Linked DNA regions of Homo sapiens: region 2 is linked to region 1. A link is a contact called in ENCODE Hi-C data. All regions are on one chromosome and are shown on one strand. Each heading gives the region's core, a stretch centred on a gene start or an enhancer-like site at or near the end of the contact. The rest is flanking DNA. Distances are from core to core; before and after follow the strand shown.

The links. A loop is a pair of places that touch in the nucleus more often than their neighbours do. Pooled maps may share reads with other maps.
Region 2: a map of IMR-90 shows a loop between it and region 1 (4-fold over the local background). The contact joins the enhancer-like site here to the promoter of LINC03051 in region 1. A Hi-C loop is called at or near these places in 2 of 168 maps with a recorded cell type or tissue (IMR-90 and posterior cingulate gyrus) and 6 of 50 pooled maps.

The regions. Positions count from the first base shown.
Region 1 is chr3:117,994,630-118,000,755 of GRCh38, reverse strand. It overlaps LINC03051 (long intergenic non-protein coding RNA 3051), which reads left to right and starts at 3,177. Exons shown (of 3, transcript NR_182298.1): 1 at 3,177-3,574. RefSeq lists an enhancer at 2,960-3,506.
Region 2 is chr3:117,545,134-117,551,259 of GRCh38, reverse strand. No RefSeq gene overlaps it. Among named protein-coding and RNA genes, the nearest start is that of LINC02024, 140 kb to the left of the region's middle. Within about 2 kb of position 2,904, at least 3 of the 41 ENCODE cell types and tissues checked have a DNase peak (open chromatin) inside an H3K27ac peak, as active enhancers do; they include IMR-90, where a contact is called at or near this core.

The DNA.
Region 1 (6,126 bases), core at 1,928-4,427:
TTATTCTACTGCTAGCTATACTCGAGAAATGTCTGCCCATCTAGCACTCTGCTAGGCTCTGTGATTAATACATGATAATTGGCAGCGGTGTTTACAAATCAATTTGGAAAATCATGACAAAGACATAGAAATTAATTAGGATTGATTATTTAAAGTAATACAGAAACAAACAGAAAGATATTATAGCCAGTAAGTATATATTGCAGGAAAATATCTAATTTAGGCATCAAGAACAATTTTGAAAGAATTTTAAAGAATTGTTGGAAGTCATTCTAAGTATAATGTAGGGAGATCACAAAGTCTGATGCAACACATTTTGTGGCTCTGGCAAATCCAAATATAAACTACAAGATTTAGCAAGTCATGCGATTTCCTTGAAACTCAGTTTTCTTATCTTATAATGAGGTTTGGACTAGACAAGTTGTACTCCATGGGCGTGGCTGGGGTGGGGGGAAATTAGTTTCCCAGGCAACATATAGGATTTCTGGAGATATTTTTGTTTGTCATACTTTGAGGAGAGGGGTCTGCTAGTGGCATGTAGTGGGTAGAGGTCAAGGACACTGCTCAACATCTTGCAATAAAAAGGACAGCCCCATACAACAAAGAATTATCTGGGCCAAAATGTCAAGGGTGCTGAGGCTGAGAAACTGGACTACATGAGCAAACAATTTCTCACAACTCTTAACACTTTGTGGTTCTTATAGAATGATTTTTCAATCATTAGAGGGCAAAAGAATCACCTAGATATACTAGTAAAATGCAGATTCCTGGACTCCAACATCCAAATATATTAATAGACTAGGTTGTGTGTATGACTAAGTAATCTGGAATTTTAACATGTACACTGTGATTCTATTGCATCTGGGTTCTTAAATTGATTGTATTTTGAGAAACCTTACTAAGACATGCATTAACATTGAAGAAATCAAGGTTGATCCTTGAAAAACAATACCACTAGACATTATTTATTAAGTACTTCATGAGTTATACTCACAAAAGTCCTTTGAGACTTTTGCAAGGTCTCTCCATTTGTTAAAGGCATGGTAGGACTTGAATCCATCTAGTTCTAGATTCAAAGTCTATGCTCTGGCCACTTGCAAATTGCCTCCTGAGAATGGAACAGACTTGGCAAGACAAACAAGCAGCAGATAAAGGAAGTGCATGGGGAAAAAAGAAGACTGAGCAATCTAGAAGAAAGTGTCTCCATTGGGGATTGAAAAAAAAATAAATTGTTAAAGGTAAGATAAGAAATTTCAGAAGACCTTACATTTTAAAAATGAAGAATCTGAATTCTGTCTGGTAGGTTAGTGTTTTTCAGCCCTGGTTGCAGATTAGGATGGCCTGAGATCTTTAAAATACTCCGGATGCTAGGGCTGCAACCCAAAAATTGTGATCTAATTGGTTTGGGGTGGGATGATGCGTCAGCAAAAGTCCTCAGGTGATTCTAGTATGGTTCTAGAAGACCATAAGGAGCAGCTATAACTCATAAGCAGGTGAGAGTCTTGAAGAAACTGTTAACAAGATTAACCTGGTGGTAACGTATAAACTAGATTAGAGCAGTGAATGGAGGAAAGGGATCAGGTAGAAGGCTATTGTAGAAATCTAGGGGTGTGGCAATAAAGACCCATACTAGAGAGATGGATCAGGAATGCTGCTAGAGTCAGGAGACCTCCTTCAGGTCTGCTAATGTTGCTTTCACTGGCCTATCGTATGTCATAAGAAAAGTCACTTAACTTGTCTTTGTCTGCATTTCCCACTAATGCTCGAAGAGCTAACATAGCCCTTGAACATATCACAGCATTAGAGATAATTAAAAGTATTTCAGAAAGTATAATGCACAACACGTGTTTATTATGAAAAAGGTGGCAGTAAAACTGAAAAAAAAACATAGAGACATCTTAGACACATTTACACATTGTCGTGGTGAGACTGATGATCAACTGAAATTGGAGAAGAGAGAATTAAATATACTTCTAAAAGTTCTTGAAGCCTGTGAAACAGGGAAGTTGGAAAAGGGGAATAATTCCTGAAGAAAATCACGTGGGTATAGATAAGAAGTTCTCAACTGGGTCAGTTTTTCCCTCCAGGGGGCATTTGGCAATGCCTGGAGATGTTTTTGGTTGTCATAACTAGGAGGATGAGGGTTGTGCTACTGTCAGCTGGTGGACAGAAGCTAGGGATGTTGCTATAAATCCTATAGTGCACAAGACAGCCCCACACAGTAAAGAATTATCTGGTACAGTATGTCAGTAGTGCCAAGGTGGAGAAACCTAGCATAGATATTACAAACAGTTGGAAGGGACCAATATTCATTATCATGTAAATACATGGATGAATAAAATGAAATTCAGAGATTGAATGACTTAGTTAAGGTCCCCAACGAGTGGAGGCCACAGTAACAGAACTGAAATCCAGCTTTCCTAACTACTAGTCAGTGCTCTTCAGAGCGGCCCCATCTGCCTACTCACCCAACTCAGCCCTGGCCCTGAGTCATCCAGTTTGAGATGCTTGGTACCCAGCTGGGAAGTCTAAGCTGAGGGCTAAGCACGAGGTTAGTGGTGGAGGTTTCCATCCTCGTGTAGCTGTAATAGACCTTTTATTTCCAAGTAACTTAAAGAAATTATAACAGAAGATATAAACCAAGAAGTGCAGAGGAACCCAGAGGGCTCTTGGAGGGAAGGTCAGAAGTGCCAGAATTGTTTTGACCCAGTGACTTTGAAATCAAATAAAAAGGAATGGCACACGCTGTGAAGCGCAGCATCAAAATCAAGTAGGATGAGGCTTCAAAAGGCCATTGGACTTTTTGGTGGAGGTCATGGTGACATTTGGAGAAAAATTTCCATAGAGTTGTTAGGAAAGCACTGGAGATTTCTGAGAGGGAGAGGAGCAATGAGGTGATGAAGATGTGCGGCTAGCATGTTCCAAGAGCTTCCTCGTGAAAAGGAGAAATTCAGGACTTATGGGACAGCAAGGTCAAGTCAAGGATTTAAGAAGGCAAGAGCTTCACCTGTGTTTGCTGAGAGCAGAGGGGACTTTGGCGGCGTTGGATAGACTTGGCACAGACACACAGCGAAGAAGAGCCGCGGCGATGCCGTTCTGTGAGCACTAGATGGCAGTAGCGGGGCCCTTTCGGCTCGGTTCGCGGTCCTATAAGGCGCTGCTTGTTTAAGTACATCGCATTTAGTTGAAGCTGCAGGGGAGTGAGGGAGAGGAGGATAGGAAGCAGGAAAGCGGGAGAGCTCGAGGGACAAGGGGGCTCGGTGTGTTTACACCAGGCACGGGCTACGAGCGTCCATCCCGGCCCCTGGCTTGCGCTCCCGAAGAGGAGAGCAAGGCTGTTCTGGGATCCGGCCGTCGTGCGGCAAGAGGCTTGTCTGTCCGGGTTGCCGGAACCAGGAGAACCCAGAGGGAAACCGAGGGAAAGGAGCGGCGCGTTTTACTAGAGAGAGCGCGAGCGGAAGAGGCGAGAGCAGGAGCGCGCGAGGGAGCATCGAGCGCAGCGGAGACATGAGGACCTACTGGCTGCACAGCGTCTGGGTGCTGGGCTTTTTCCTGTCCCTCTTCTCATTGCAAGGTAGGGGGAGGATTCCCTGACCCCTTGCGCCCCCTCCTCCCTGCCGCCGGGCTCCGGGGTGGTCGGTGGAGTAAGAAGCGCTCCGGTTCTGGATGGAACAGGGTTTATTTACAAGTCCTGCGGTGCGCTCCCTGCCCTGCCAGCTCTGCGCCCAGGCTGGGTCCTGAGGCGTGCGGGATTGTGCGGACAGACTTGCTGCAACATCGGTGTTGATGGGGAAAGAAGCCAGGGCTTGTGTGTGTGTGTGTGTGTGTGTGTGTGTGTGTGTGTGTGTGCGCGCGCGCGTGTGAACGGGGGGCAGGATAGAGCGGCGTGTTTTGTGTGTGTGTGTGTGTGTGTGTGTGTGTGTGTGTGTGTGTCTTGGTGGGGTGGGGGCTTTTGCGCGAGGTGGTGGCGACGGAGCTGGGGTTGCTCCTCTGTAAACTCCAAGAGCCGCGGTGGTGTTCGCTATCCCCGTGTCCCCGGTGCTGATATCACTGCATTCCTCCTCTTTCAGGAGGGAATTGGCATTAAGTTTAGGAGGCTAGGTATCCGCTTGGCACCTGGTACTTGTATCTCTCTGCAAAATAGCCCCACCAGATTCTTCTGCCCCGAGATGGAGGAGGGATGCGGGAGGGAAGGGAACGGTGAGTGGGGTGGGGGGAGGGGGACACGGGGAGGGGGGGAGGAGGAGAAGAGGGAGGGAGGAAGAGAGTGGGGTGGGGGAGAGAGAGAGAGAGAGAGAGAGAATGAATACGAGAATTCACGGGTAATCGCTGCGCTGGCTCATAATGGTCAATGTATTTCATGCTTGCAGGACAAAATTGCTAGCGCTGGGTGTTTACTTTGAAGGGATTGTAGGTTTCTATGTTTTGGGGAGGTTGTAAAATAAATTCATGAAGGTTAAAAATGAAAATACATACATGGTGTTTGCATTTCACTTACAAGCTGGCATCCAGAGCCCTCACTGATGTTAAACATACCTATAATACACGAAGTAATTCCAACATAAAAATATATTATCTTTTTAATCTTCCTGTCTCACTCTTCCTGCTCGTGAGAGGAACCTTGCACAATTAGCCATAGAGAGTCTGTGCTATATTGCTCTACCACTGACGGTTCTACTACATCTTCATGTTTGGGCATTCTGCCATCATTAGGACATTTACCCACGCACATCTCTCATGCTACAGAACACACTCCATTTACACACAGTGTACACATGCACACACAAAGACACATACGCACACACACTGCCTCTCAAGAACACTTGGCATGAAATGACCAGACTGGCAATCCTACTCCTGATTTTTTTCTGACAGCTGGTTGCTAATGTTACATTGGTGGGTTTCATTTTTCATTGCTGGGGGATATTTTGTGTAGCTATAAAGCCCTCTTGCTAAATGAAAAGAGAATAGACTCCCTGGCTGTTTACTGTTGAAGCATTGCAAGGGAATGAATACTATGTCGAAGTTATAGTTTAAAATATGCTTAGGGGAACAGCTGGAACTCACCCATAATACAATTACAAGTTACAGGTTCTAAAAACTTTCTCATCTCAGAACTCACTGACCCATTCCTCTCCTATCTAATTTGTGAGCTCTTGCAATACATGATTCTTCTACTAAGCATGTCTAAATGAAAAATAGAGTCCCAATCTTGCTTTGGCTTTTTACATTTTATTTCTTTACATTTTTTCCTTCAAAGCTCACAGGACTTTCTCTGTGATTTCAGATATTGCTGCAATTCAGCTTTTTCATATTGAGACATTAGCATCGTGACTGTACTATGCCAGCAGCAGAGGTTAATCCCTTTCCTTCCTATTCCATTTAACTCTAGGAATTTAGCTCTTCTGATAAAATGCTAAGAATGATGTCATGAATACATGCTCCTCTTAAGTTTGAGTAAAACTATGGGATATTCATTACTCAGCCATGGGGTCTTATGAGTGAAAGGTACTTCTAAAGGATGAGGAAGGTGTAATGGAACACGAAACCAGATAATTATATTTCAGGAGATCTTCTATTAAAAAAAAAAGCCCCCCAGTCTTTTTCAGTGATAACATAGTAAACTATAGTAACAATTCTCTGAATTTTCTGGTCTCATTTGGGCAAAGCAAATAGCTTTTCCTCCCCGGGAATATTGTTCTTTCTAAAGAGGAGTTTTCAAGATTTTGCTAAATAGAGTTTAGCACATTGTGGGAAGTGGCCTCAGTTCTCAAGCTTTGGGATCCCCCAGTGTGTGGCACACACTAGGCAGCAGTAACGTTGAGTAATGGGATAGGAGAAGAAGGCAGTGCAGCTGGATGAGGCTAAGAAACATGGAGATCACTCGCAAACAACTGCCATACACATTATCTCCTGCCATCATCATGGCAGGGCTTGAACTGTTTCCTGACAACATGCTCTCCTCTCTCTTACACATATGTACATGTGGACACACACGTACACACTCCTCAGTGTCAAAGTATGTGGCCCTTTTGAATTGGCCCCATCCCTTGTTTACTATCTCCATTCTTCAGCACAGTTGCTTCTGCTGTTTCTTACCATTATGTTCATGGATTCACAGATTAA
Region 2 (6,126 bases), core at 1,655-4,154, 450 kb after region 1:
CCTGGATATAGCTTCTCATGTCTCTGAGACTTGGTTTACTTATTAAAAAGATTGGGCTGAAGGAGTTTTAATGTCCCTGCTAGCTCTGAAATGTTGAGAGTTTGAGAACATGGATACACTCTTCCTGTGAAATCTTTTGAAGTCTCATGAGCTGATGCTGACTGAAAAGAGGCTGCTGATAGCAAGTGTTTGTCATTCACAGTGGCCGCCTGATATCTGCCCATCCATGTGTACGTTTGGAGATTTCCATTCCCCTTCTAACCACATTTGATGTCTCAGTGAAGAGATTACTTCCACTACTGGAGAGGAAACTGACTTTCTCAGCTTCCCCTTCAGCTGTGGCATAAGCTACATTTTGAGACCTACATTTTGGGAAGAAAATACCCCAGGGCCACTGGCTATGCTTAAGACACTTTGAGAAGCAAGTGGTACAAGTTCTCTCTCTGGAAGCAGACTTTTTTTTTTTCCTGCTCAGAACCAATTCTAAGGTGGTTTGGGGCATTTTCTTTTCCCGTAACCTTGAGCCTTGTTCTCCAGTTCTGTCATTAATTCTGTGAACTACTGAATTTATTTTTAATACATCACCATATCTTATCCTTCAAGGCCTACTTTAAGTTTCATCACCTACTTTTTTCAGACCACTTGAATATACATATCCTCAGAAGTTCAAAAGTACTCATTTTTTTGGTCAATTAGATTGGTAATTCTTAATTGTATCCTGTTTTTTTGTATTGTTATTTAACTAAGCAATTAGACTTTTAGCTCTGCAGGACGAGTTGTTTCCCATGGAATCTAGTAGAATGTTTTTATTCATTTATGCCTGAACTCTTTAAAAAAGGACCTATATCACTTATTGATCAGAACAATGAAAACACGTCTTCAATCAGAAAAAGAGGCAATCCTTGTGAAACTCCCAAGTACACTTTTTGAATTGATGGATCCATTTGTTACACTCTTCAAAAAGTTTCAACGCTGCCCTCAGCTCTTGCTATCTCATTTCGGTCTTTTGACCCTTAAGTCTTAGTTATTCCTTATGACATGGTAAAGATTGGACAGTAAAACTAATTGTGACAGTACTCAACAGAGAAAAGCCTGTAATGAATAGCATCAGGGAGACCTTGTGAAGAATTGCACTTTAAACATAAAAGGTTGCAGATGAATTGAAGAAAGGAAAAAAATATGAAAAAAAGGAAAAATTACTCCAGGGAACCTATTAAAGAAAATACACTTATATAACTTGACTTATTGAAAAGAGTAGCTGGATATGATTTTTCAAATAGGTATAAACACTTAAATGCAAATAAAATTAAACCGAATAAAATAGAAAAATTATTTTACTCAGCACAAGGGGGCAGAGTTAGCTCTTATGGAGAAATAAAGTGTCCTCAATAAACAGCCAATGGATTAAAATGGAATCTCTTCGCAAACTGGAAGACTAGAGTAGTGAAAAAACAGCACTGTGAAATTCCACACCACCTTTGCCTTGTACATTCCCTTGCCCTCCATTATCAGAATTCTCAGACCACCCCCACAAAGAAATTATTTCTGATCCTGATTTACAGCAGGGGAGTCTGAGGTACCTAGAGATTATTATCTGACTAAATTTGTATAAAAGTAGATCCATGATTTTCTGACCGTAAAGTTCACCATTCGTACAAAAGAATAATCTGCCTTTCTCAGATGGGTGTCTAGAGACAACGGATTGTGTAGCTATGATCCTTGCCCTATAAGAGTTAGCCACTTAATGCAGAGGGCAGAACAAACATACAAAAAAGCCTCTATTATCCATGCACTAGGAAGAAAGTAGCTTAACTGGCACACATGGAAGAAGCTATATGTCTACCCTTACATCTATATCTCTGTGCATGTTTATTAATTTAATACACCTATGCAAACATACCTGACTAATAGGATTAGTCTGGAATGTTTCCCAAAAAATGAACTTTGAATATAATTTTAGAAGACAGTGAGAGACACAGTGAGATCAGAGCCAATTCATCCTCCCAAAGTAGGAGAGCAGTATTGTTCAGCCAGGCATTTTACCCCATAGCATCTTATCTCACTGTTTTGCCATCACTGCCATAAGGGCTCCAAGGAGGTAAGGAAGCTTACCCAGTGCTCCTGATTTCAGATTATGCCCTTAAATCCACTGAGGTTCATTATCCCTAACGCTTGTTCCTAACTCCTTCACATCTTTTCATATTTTTGTTTCTACTTGAATTTAAAAATTTATTAATATAAGAAGACTAGATTCTCCTGTGCACCAACCTACAGAGCTTTAGTGCTTGCATTCTAAGGAGTCCTGCAGCAACACTCCCATCTATTGAAGCATGTCCACTGATATACAATGTACTTTGTTTTAAAATGTGGTTTCCTTCAACATTTTTCAAGCCCTGAAGACAACCTACGAGCATCCACTGAGACTTAGCAGCTGACTCGTTTCACTCACTTTTGATGTGGGGTCGAGTTTAACTTGAGCTACAGACAGTCATACTGGAATGCAACAGCATTTTATTGCAAAATGGATTGTTTTGAATGGTTTATAAGGCTTTATACCAGGTAAAGCAGAAAAGCAGAAAATGAGATGGATCATATCATCCATGAGAGGCAGTGAGTTATCATACTTCCATGGTGAGATGCCTCTGTCCTCTCAATCTCACCCTAAATCCTCTTCCCTTTCCACTCCTTTCCATACACATATACCAGAAGAACAATTTTTCCTTCCACAAAGAAGGAGGGCCTTAAGACCTTTAGGGAAAGGGTCAGCATACCAGATCAAGTAGCAATCCTGCCAAACCTGTGAATCATTGGGCCTTTGTGACTAAGGAGCATTGCAAGCCATGGGCCATACCAAGCGTGAACCAGAATTGCTACATAGGCTATGGAGGAACATTGAAAATAAAGGAGGGGGAAGAAATGAGACTCCCATTTTCTAGCATCAGCATTTTCCCAAACAAAACCCAAGATATGAATAAAGTGACTCATGCATTTTAAATCAATGTAGGATTTTGATGAAAGGCATGTGAGTGTAGAGACATTCTAGCCTGTGCAGTTCAGAATGAGTAAAGTTACGTGCACATGTTGTCAGCCAGGGGCAGGGAGCCAGAATGAAAAACAGAGTGAGGGGGAAAGATGTGAGATAGTTAATCTTTACTAAATTATCTCAGAATCATCTTAGATTTCATAGATGTAGGATGACTCACTTTCTGCTACAGTGCCAAGGGGCAGCTGTGAGAGACAAATTATAAATGATGAGATTGCTCATAAAGGTAAGGAAAAATGATACTCTGATACTGGCAGAGATGTAAGGGAAACAGTATAAACTCAAATTGAGAGATATGAAAAGCAGCCCTAGGTATCCTAGAGTATACCAATACTAAAGCAATGAATTAAAGCAAAACAAAAGAAAAAAAAGAAAGGGATCACTCTCTTTACAGAAACTGAAAACAGAAGCAAGATATACCCACTAATGTTCTATATTTTAAAACAATGAATTCTCATACCTTTGGTGGTAGAAACTTTGTCTTTTTTGTCAGTTTTTTAAAATCCTTAGCCCTTAAACTAATCCCATGAGTTAGTTTGGGCTATCTCAGAAACAGATGCCAAGACAGAATTATAAGTACAAGAGATTTATGGTAAGAACTGCCAGTGTTGGATAAATGGGGGGAAAGGAGGTATAGGCAGGGAAAGGCTTCAGACTGCAATGCTGAAAGGAGAGAAGGGAGAAAGGATTTTGTAGGGAGAGTCATAGACTGCGGCACAGTTCTTAGAAAGATCTCAGCCAGACTGATGGAAAAGCAAAAGTGACCTGTTACAGAAATCCAATAGGAATGGGTCAGAATCGGTAGCACTGCTGGGACCAGGCATTGACTGAGAAAAGCTTGGCAGGAGGGTGGCCTTGACAAGACTGTGCAGTTGACCCAAAGGGGCAGCAACCAGGGCTCTCTGTCACTTCTTCTCTCCAAACGGTCAGGTTCTCCAGAAACGGCATCTGAATGACACACATCCGTGGCCTCTGTACAAGTGCTCATTACATTTTGGTTGAATCCATTAAGTCATTTACAGCCAATGTCCAAATCTAGTCTTCCTGCACACCTGCACACACTGTCTCTATATTCTCTACTGTCATCATATGTCACCCATGCCTTTTAATGGCTGCTATCAGCTATGGGATTTCACTTCTAAACAGAGATTAGTGGTATAAGTGTTATGATGTAATCCATGCCTGGAACCTGCCCTTGTGGTGACCCTGTAGAGTAGGAGACAGTCCCATGTTCTACCTCTTCTGAGACCTTGGTTCATCAGTTCTTGCCTTATTTTTACATACATTTTTAAAGACATTGGTCCCTTACTTTCTGATTATAATTATACTCAAATTCTCTTTACATTGTTTCAAAAATATCCCCACACCAATCACAGTTCATACTGTTATTCTGTTGTATTCCTTAAACGTGGAGTTACTCTGGGATCAGTTTTTACGCCTGTTCTATTCTCTGTCTGGTTTCTAAAGTCTTTCTAGACTATTTCTTACTATTCTCTCCCAAGCCAAAATGCATTAGCTGCTCTAACCTTTCTCTGCAGGCCTATGGAAAGACTATGGCTGTCTGTCAAATAAGTAAATAAGTCTTCCTGTCTATTTCCTTTTTTGTAATCTTTGGTTTTCTTATTTCTTCTACCCAAGTGAGCTGTCCAGTTCTTTGAGAGTTGATACCAAGAGTCTAAACTATTTCCTAAATACACAATGATGCCTGGCACATGGTAGTTCTCAATTAAGGTTTGTTGAGTGAATACTAAATACAAATCAACTGAAGGAGAATATGGTTTGGTGATAGTGAGGAATGAAGAAATCGATTGAAACAGAACAATAATTTCCCTTAGAGTGGATTTCGTAGATAACATAATTTGTCTATATGGTAAGGTTGAGTAATACTGGCAGCAAATTATCATGCATTGCTTTTGCCAGTAGGAAGTAGACAGGATAGAAACGTGCTCCTATCTGGACAGAATACCACTGTGACTGGGCACCCTCTCCTTTTCTCATTTATTACAGGGGATGGTGTGTAGTTGATGAAAATATCAAAGAAAAATAAGAGAGCTTGGCTTAAAGGAAAAGTTATTAAGACTCAAGGTTACTCATTAAGATCTGAAGTAAAATATGTGACAGGGACACAAATATCATCTGAGCATGAAAATCTATATTCATTCAGTGAAAGGGGTCATATAGTATTGTTAATTCATTGTCAGTGTTTGTTTATACAAAGTACATTGAATTTGCAAATCAAAGTAAATTTAGAGGTGATTTAGAACAAACAGGAATATTTTTTTGAACTCAGAGAAGTGATACCCCAGAGGACAAATTGCCCCTCAGCTTTGACTGCATTTCATTATGATGTAAAATATTCTTAATCAAAAGAGATGGTTCTCTACATATAAAATCGGGGTTTTAAATTTTTTCTTAAGATTTTGAAGCGTTACCAGGCCTAACCCTAGTACCAGGAACGAAGACTTGTTTGTGGTAGAAACTACCCTTCTAATGAAATGAAGGCACAGAGCTTGTGCAGCTGAAAGTAGATTGAATCAAGGAATGTGGCCTCTGGGTGTGTAAGAGAAAGCCACAAGCCGTTATCTGGCTGAAGGTCAAGTAAGTCTTTCCTTGCCCCTCCATACATGCAGGAAGGAAAGGGAAGAGGCAAATCTCTCTTGCCCCCAAAGTAATGCTTTTCCTTTCTTTCTTCCTTACTCCTTTCCCTTCCTCTCTCCAGGACTTCTGGCTGTATCTAGAGGTGAAAGGATCTGAGCCTGAGAAAAGAATTTTATGCCTTCAGGACCCCAGTAGTTCAGGAGCGTATTAGAGATGAGGGCCTGAAGCTGAAAGAGTGATAAATGTTTTGTTTTGTTTTAGTAATTTAATGAAGACATTCTCTCTCACTCTGTCTTACTCTGTCTCTCTCATCTTTTTCGGTCCCTTATTATCTGTCTCTTAACTTTTTTTTTTTCCCCATAAACAACCTTAGTCTGATGAGCAAATAATGATTGCTGAAGGTGTGCAGAGGAAACGGGTGAGGAGTGTAGAGAAGGATGTACGTTTCTCTCCTAAGACTGAACATCATCAGTCTTCTTAATTCT